Regions from separate parts of the Mus musculus genome. Here region 1 is linked to region 2. The links are chromatin loops, found by intact Hi-C in ENCODE. Cell type or tissue: left cerebral cortex. All regions are shown on one strand.

The links. Peaks named below come from ENCODE experiments on the same cell type or tissue, not always from the same donor. Only the 100,000 strongest peaks of a DNase experiment are listed, where the experiment ranks them.
Region 1: a loop joins it to region 2, with 2.6 times the contacts of the local background. A loop is called at or near these places in 3 of 42 quality-filtered maps.

The regions. Positions count from the first base shown.
Region 1 is chr4:117,881,657-117,885,656 of GRCm38, reverse strand. B4galt2 (UDP-Gal:betaGlcNAc beta 1,4- galactosyltransferase, polypeptide 2) reads left to right here and starts at 2,181. Exons shown (of 8, transcript NM_017377.5): 1 at 2,181-2,555; 2 at 3,840-3,881; 3 at 3,987-4,000. It overlaps Atp6v0b (ATPase, H+ transporting, lysosomal V0 subunit B), which reads left to right. Exons shown (of 8, transcript NM_033617.3): 6 at 1-28; 7 at 363-553; 8 at 1,016-1,327. The coding sequence ends at 1,042. Gm12841 (predicted gene 12841) reads right to left here and starts at 2,107. Exons shown (of 4, transcript NR_168719.1): 1 at 1,942-2,107. In left cerebral cortex, a CTCF peak has its summit at 2,431 (motif pointing left); DNase peaks (open chromatin) are centred at 1,584, 2,194, 2,809, 2,945 and 3 more places; H3K4me3 peaks cover 2,134 bases; H3K27ac peaks cover 1,708 bases.
Region 2 is chr4:117,827,583-117,831,582 of GRCm38, reverse strand. No RefSeq gene overlaps it. Among named protein-coding and RNA genes, the nearest start is that of Slc6a9, 5.7 kb to the left of the region's middle. In left cerebral cortex, a CTCF peak has its summit at 1,894 (motif pointing left); DNase peaks (open chromatin) are centred at 1,517, 1,883, 2,727 and 2,902.

The DNA of each region.
Region 1 (4,000 bases), 54 kb before region 2:
GCCATTGGCCATCGAAACTACCATGCAGGTAAGTGGGTAACATAGAGCTCACTCGGCATGGTGCTCTGGGCCTTTAACCCCAGTCCTGGGACGGGGGTAGCACCAAGTGAGTTAAGAGGCCAGCCAGCACTACATAATGACATAGTGAGACAGACACCCTACCACACATACACGCCTGGGCCTTACACACTTGCTTCTACCACACGTACACACCTGGGCCTTACACACTTACTCCTGCTTCCTGGCTCCATAGCTGAGAGTCTCAGCTCTGCAGAGTTGGGGTGGGACTGGCCCTGCTAGCCCACACTGGACCATTCCTCTCCTGCTTGCCTCCACCTCACGAGCTACTTCTTATCCTCCAGGTTACTCCATGTTTGGGGCTGGCCTCACAGTCGGTCTGTCCAACCTGTTCTGTGGAGTCTGCGTGGGCATCGTGGGCAGTGGGGCCGCCCTGGCGGATGCACAGAACCCCAGCCTCTTTGTAAAAATTCTCATCGTGGAGATCTTTGGCAGTGCCATTGGCCTCTTTGGGGTCATTGTTGCAATCCTTCAGGTGCGAGTCCCCCTAGAGAGGAACAGAAGTGCCTCCCTTTTTTCCCCTTCCCATCTCTTGGTCCCCCTTTGTCTCCTGCTCTAGATGCACGCATCTTTCCTAAGTCTCTCCATTAGCATCTCTTTCCTCGGCTGCCTCTGAAAATGTCTTTGTGGAGTTTCTGTCTCTCAGGGTCTGTGTTCTGTATGTATGACACACTTGTCAGTAGACTAGCATGTCTAAATTCATATTTTCCAGTGTGTGAGTTTGTGACTTGGGTGCTTGACTGGGCTGACTCTTGGCGACACTAACACTGTCCATGGGACTTGTCTTCTCTGTTGTACAGCTGAGCTCCTTTGTTACTGTCCATGTCTGTTTGTCTGTCATAGTGTGTCTGTCCGTCTGTCCACCCACTGGCCTGCTGGTTCTGGTCTTGTCACTGGTCACTGTCCCTGCCTGATTTGTCCTGTTTTTCCTTTGCAGACCTCCAGAGTGAAGATGGGTGACTAGATGACCTGTATGGGTGGGGCCGTGCCCTACTGTTATTTATTGCTGGTTTTCCTGGGACAGCTGGAGCTGTGTCCCTCAGCCTTTCTGGGGCTTGGTGTTCAGGGTCTCCCCTGCACTCACCTCTTGCTGCCTGTTGACTCTGGAGGCATTGCAGTCCAGACTGAACCCCAGTGTGGGGAGTGGGCTGCTGATGGTGACTGTGTACAGCTGTGCACCTGTGCCCCCCTCAACCCCCATCCAGCCCATCTTCCTAGTGTTTGTGAAATAAACTTGGTATTTGTCCCAGTCAGTGAGGCTTCTGTTGGCCCCTTGCGACACCTTTCACAAAGGAAGGGGAGGACCTGTTCACTCACTCCAACCTCCTGTAACTTTCTGTCTACACATCATCTCTGCTCTGGACCTTGCTGGCTCCTGGGTGGCAGATCAGGGTGCTAGGCTGGCTGTAATGCTGGCACCTCTTCATTGAAGAGTCTGGGCTCTGAGATCCTCCTAGCCCTATGTCTTTGGACCCCTGTGCACTAGACCCAAACTCACTACAGCTAATTCTCCTCTCTGTCGCTATACTCCTGAAACTCCCCGCACCTGGATTTTCCTGGAGAACAGTGTTTTACATTTGATAGTCCAGTATGAACACCTAACCCTTCCAGAAACCTCTTCTATGGTCTTAGTTCCTAGGGCCTTGTTCAGCTCCGCCTATTCCTATACAATTCTTGATTCCAACACCACCCTAAATCTTACCCAACCTGCTTTTACCTAATAAGTCCTTTTCAGTCAACACCTTTAGGGGTCTTACCCAGCAGGCAGCCCTGGTTGGCTGACCTTGACTCATGCTCCCAGGAAAGAGTTGGCAAGGCCCTAACCCTCTGAATTGCCCACTATCCAGACCCCGTCCCAAATACCTGAAGGGCCTTAGCCATCCGGCTCCTGGTCTCTTCCCATCCCTAAAGCAAGCTGATGGAGGAACCTGATGGATTCCTGCGTCCTTCCTGGGTCTCAGGCATCCGCAAACGCACCTCCCCGCTGGCTGGGCCGCGCAGGGCCAACGGCAGGGGCGGGCGGCGGAGCGGCGCGCGGCGCGTGCGGGCGCACTGGAGGCGGGGGCCGCGGGGGCGCGCGCGCGGGCGCGCCGGCCTGGCCTGCCCCTCCGAGGAGCCGTAGCGCGGGAGGGAGGCGGCAGCGCAGTGGTCCGTCGGTCCGCCGGTCCGTGGGTCTGCCGGGCCCCGCCCTGCCTCCCGGGGCGGCTCGGCTCCATGGCCCGCGGCGGCGGCGGGAGGTGGCCCCGGAGCCTCGGGGACCGCTGACCGGGCGGTGGGGCCGGGCCATGGGGGACAGAGCCGTCCACAGCTGCTGGAGCCGGGATCCCTACCCGAGCTGGAGCGGCGCCCCCTGCTGAGCCCCGAGCGCTGCGAGAGAGGAGGGCGCGCGCGGCCCCCCACCCAGGGCCCCGACATTCCAGACCCGGCCCGGCTAGGGGGCCGCCCGCGCGCCGTCACAGATCCCAGCCCAGGACCCGGTGAGCGAGGCACCGGCGCTGCCCCCGGCCTGGCTGCACCCCACCCTACCCCCATCCCGCTAGCCTCCTGGGCTCCGGCGTCCGCCCCCATCCGGCCTCCCTCATTGTCCTCGCTCGCCCCGGCCTTGTGTCTCGCAGAGGCGCTCGGCCCCGGCCCCACTTCCACATCCCCCACTGCATGCACCCCTCCCCAGGGCTCCACACCCACCTGTCCTACTGCCTCCCCCGTCCCGAGGTGCCACGTGTTCAGCCTCCCAGCCCCGCCCAGACGCACCCCTCAGTTTGGTGGCTAGCCTGACCCAGAGCCCCTGCCCTGGAGGGAGGGGTTGGGAATACTTGCACGTGGGTCTGGGTGTATGGCTACGCTTGTATAAGTCCGAGCCGCGGTTTGTTGATATATGTGGCTCCGTATGTTACTGTCACCCCAAGTGTGTCTAGCTCTATATGTAGGTCTCTGTGTGTCCCTTGAGTGTGGATGCCGACTGCTGGTACTAAAGCAGTCTATGTGATTTTGTGACTGTTTGAGATATTCTGCTCTCAGGAGCATGGCCAGAAGTATTTTTTGACCTTTTGGAACTACAGGGGAGACCTGGTTCGAGCAAGGGCACCCCCAGCCCCCACCACCTCTGCCAGTGTATGAACTTTACTCCTCTAGGGTCCAAGTGTACCCCATTTCAGGAATCAGAACTAGCTTTGCTAATCAGGCTCCAGAGCTAGCTAGCTAGCCTGAAATCTTAGGTGAGGGGCTCTCTATTGCTTGCCCCACGGGGTATGCTCTTGCCCCTTGTTCCAGTGGGAAGGACCTGTTTAAACATCTCTCCTTTTTGGGTGGAGGGCACTCTTGAGTGCTGAAGGCTCCTTCTCAGCCTGGTCCTAGTTGGCTAGGCCTGCTTGCTGTTGGGACCTGAGTGCTCAAACTGGCCATGGGTCTAAGTGACTTCCCTTCATGGCCCTCGGAAGGACTAAATGAAGTCATAGTATAAAGAATTCCTTACGTGATGGGCACTCAGTAAGTGATCCATTCTCTAAACCATGTGTCCTGTGTTGAGGATTCTGTCCTGTGATGTTGCTGGTCCCTGGGCCACAGGTGGAGCCTGTGGATAAAAGTGGTTTGGTGCCGAGGTACAGTCCTGGGTAATCAAATTCCCCTGTCTGTACTGTTGTGGGTATGCGTGCACGGAGTTGTACGGTGAGGGTTTATGTGTGTGGTTAGGTGGTTTGAGTGCTGGGGTGTGCCTAGGATAGCAGATACTGAGTTGCCAGCGCCTGTTGGTGTGTTTGCAGGTAGAACACAAACAAGCCCGTGAGTGTCAAGGTGTATGAAAGGTAAGTATGGATAAGGAGCTGGGAATGAGCAGCCAAGTCGGAAGCAGGTGGGGCTCATCACCTGTCCTAGTCTGACCTGTGGGATCTCTCTCTCCCTCTGTTCAGGCTGTCAGCCGGAT
Region 2 (4,000 bases):
GGCAAACAGGAAGCATCAACCTTGGCCCTGTCCAGGTAGCCTTCCAAGTCTCCAGAGCAGTCAATGCCTAGATTCTTAAATGCCTTTAACAGAGCCTTACAATGCCAAGGAAGCCAGCATTCCCAGCACTGTGGAGGACTCAAAAGTCTGTACTCATGATGCTGAACAAGTATACGATGTCTAAACATTCTTGGCATCCAACTTGCAGAACACCATTGGCATAGGTCACCAGAGAAGAGGAGAGGTGGCTCTCTGTGACTGGTATAAGCCGAGGAGTAGCCATGATTGAAGTGAGCTGGAGGTAGCAGTGACAAAAGTGGAGATGTCCCCCACCCAACCCTCCATGCTCCCACCTAGGCCTGGAGAGGGGCCGCAGTTAGAATGGCTTTTCCTCAGGACCTGTAAAATTTAGCGAGCACTTAACCAAATATTTCTGAGTGTCCACCGTGTGCTGAGAATTATGTCACTCTCTGAGAACGTGGCTCCGAGAAAGAGGGGTCTCCCCCGTCCACACATGGGGTTCTCGATGTGTATCCTTGTTGGAGTGTTGGTGTATAGTCCAATACAAGGCCGTCTGGGGTCCATGTGTAGCCAAGAACATGGCAGTGATACTGAGCTCATGGGCATGCCATAGATACCGTGCTGTTATGTCACCAGGAGCGGTATCCACAAGTCAATGTGTGTCACCAGCAGGCTATGCTAAGGTGCTATGTTCATCAGACTGGCCATTCCAATGATCCTTCCCTCCACAGTGCTGTTCCAAGGAATGGGATGGAAGGTCCCTGGGATTCCCAAATATCGAGTCTCCCTGAGGAGGGCAGGGCTGGCTCCAGACCTGAGGCTGGTTACCCAGTGCTTCCCTATGGTGGGATAAATTCTTCCCACTGTTGCTGTTCCCAATGAACCCAGAGCCTCTATGGATGGGGAGGACAGGAAGAGGAATGGTTATGTGTGAAGCAGCCAACACCAAAATAGCTCTACCCTGGGGGAGGATCCTGTGACACCGCCCCCTGCTCCCAATCCAGCTGCTGACCTGGTGCCTGGGGAGCACTTCTTTCTGATCCCACTTTCCCAGCTTCTCTTGGACATGAATGATGGACCAAGCTTCCCCCCAAGTGATGACATCACAGGGAATGAGGTTGCTGGGAAGAGAGCCCTCGAGGGAGGGCTGGGGACAGGGTGGCCTGTTGCCTAGGTGGGTGGGGTTCCTTCTGCTGGCAAGCCTTTCTACAAGGCCAAGCAGCTGAGAAGGCAGGGCTGGATAAGGCATGTGGGGTACAGGGGGTGTGTGCCTTATCTGTCCCAGACACATGTCTGATAAGCCTCTTACCAGGGCCTGGCCCCGGGGAGCAGGTGTGGAGCCGGCTGGAAGAGGGGAAAGGCCAGCTGGGGCTGGCTCCGTACCAGGAAAGACAGCAGGGTCAGGAAGTTCTGGCGCAACCCAGGAAAGGGAAGGAAGGCTGTCTCTGTGAGCCGTGTGGATTGGTGCTCAGAGTCCTGCTTCCCAGCGTTGGCCTCCCCAGGTCCTCAACTACTGAGACTTGGAACCCATGTCTCTGGGATTCCTCTGTGCCAGGAGCAATGGCGGAAGCCCGACATTGTGTGGGATTAAAGGATTTGCCCAGTGGGGGAGTGGGAGAAGGGAGCCTCGTGTGTGGGAACTGTGCATGCTCCCTCCCAGTCAGGGTCTTCTCCTGGAGTACGCCCTGCATGCCCAGAATCACACAGGGGCCCTAGCTGGGTTTCCCAGACCCTTCCCAGCCTCGATACACCTGTACACCTCCCTAGTCTGCACATATCCCCACACGCCAGGAATCCCAGCCTTCCTGGGACATTTACTTCCAACAAATTCCACAGACACCTTGGAGCCCTGGTGCCCTCTGGCGACAAGAGCCACACATGGCAGTTACCGTGACTCCTCAGGTCACCCTGGGTCAGACAGTATTACCATACTATCATTTGCCTGGTTGTTTTGTTATCTTCACATCAAATTTGTAAAGTAAAAGTAATCTCCATTTTCTAGCGCTAAGGACATACAGGTTAAATAACTATACAAGTAATCAGTGGTAAAGATTGAACTTGAGCCCGGGCTGGCATGTGTCCAAAGTCTATGCTATCAGAGTATGTACAGACTGCTTAGAGTGTGTGTGAACATGGGCACCTGAGGCAGACCATGTTTAACATAGGGGCCATGCTGGTCTCTGAGGGTCATGAGTGAAGTTGAGGCTGTCTGTCTGTGACTATGAATCAGTAAGAATTGGTTTGGACACATTGAGGTTGGCTGTTGGCTGTTGGGACTTTTCTATGGCTTTTATGTGACTGTGTAGCTGTAACATACACATGGTTCAGCTTGTGACTTATGATGTGTGAGAGTAGCTACAGCAGTGAGTGTGTGAGAGAGGCAGACAGACAAAGGTAGAGACACAGACAGACAGACAGAGAACTATACAGAGTTATACAGAGCAACCCTGTCTCAAAACAAAACAAAACAAAACGAACAAACCAAAAACCAAAAGAGAACATTACTGTGTGACTGTATTATGGACATTCTGCAGCTAGTGGAGTTGTGGGAAGAGAGAAGGGCGGAGGGCCCTGCGTTCCCAGCACCACTAGGCTTTGAGTCCCAGGACTGTGTCACTCACCATGACATACATGATGGATGGCGCTTCACATGCCTGATACAGTCCCTGGGGGCCGAATTCTCCTCCTCTCCTCCCCCGACTTTTATTTTTTGAGGAAGTAAAGCAAATAGTACCACAGATGGAGTTGGTCTTCATTTTTTTCCATGAGATATTTATGAAAGCATTTTACATGCCTTGGAGTGATAGCTTTTTTTTTTTTTTTTTTTTTTTTTGAGTCCTTTAAAAAGAAAATGGGCCAGAGAACCAGCTGGGCAGGTGAAAGTGCTTGGTGCTTGCAGCACTAGCCTGACGAGGTGAATTCCGAACCTCTGTGGATGCCCAAAGCAGTAAATGAAGGTCTGTAATACCAGCATGCTTATGGGAGGCAGAGACAGGAGAATGAATCCACAGAAGCAGGCCAGCTACCCTGGAGCATGAAGTGCAATGATAAAAAGGAGATCCTGCCTGGAGCAAGGTGAAGGGGAGGACCAGTATCTAAGCTTATCCTCTCACCTGAGCATGCATGCGCGCGCGTGCACACACACACACACACACACACACACACACATTAAAGTAAATATGGAGCCAGGTGGTGGTGGTGCACTCCTTTAGCCCCAGCACTTGGGAGGCAGAGGCAGGCAGATTTCTGAGTTCGAGGCCAGCCTGATCTACAGAGTGATTTCCAGGACATCCAGGACTATACAGAGAAACCCTGTCTCAAAACAAAACAAAACAAAACAAAACGAACAAACCAAAAACCAAAACAAACAAAAAAGTAAATGTGGCTATTGTGTTCTTTTATTATCTAGGCTGAGGCTGCAGCTGACTATGTAAACCCAGGCTGGCCTCAAATTCACACTGCGCCTTCCTTCTCAGACTGGGATTGCAGTGCTGAGGTTGTCGTCTTATTGCAGGGGTCATAGGTATACACCGCCATGCCTGGGTTAGCTGTTGTCATTCTTTAACTTGAGCAATTCTGAGATGTTAACTGATCAAGTGCAAAGATCCTTTCAGGGCATCCACAGGCAAAAGCTATTTGCTAACAACAAATCATTAGCTGTCACTTTGACTTGCTGATATTTTCACTGAGGACACCAGAGTGACAATGAGTAGAAATCCTGGCATGTAAATAGGGGTCAAGGAACTTGGCAACTGACTAGGAACTATGCATTGGATTTTTTTTTTTCCCAAAAAAACAGGGACTGAGGGCTAGGTTTGTTTGGAGATGTCCTGATTTTTTATGTGTATGCATGTTTTACCTATGTGTGTGCATGGAGGTGACTACAGCAGTCGGAAGAGAGCATCAGATCCCTGGATCTGGGGTTATGAGTGGTTGGAAGCCACCATGCAGTGACTGGGAATCAAATCTGGGTCTTCTA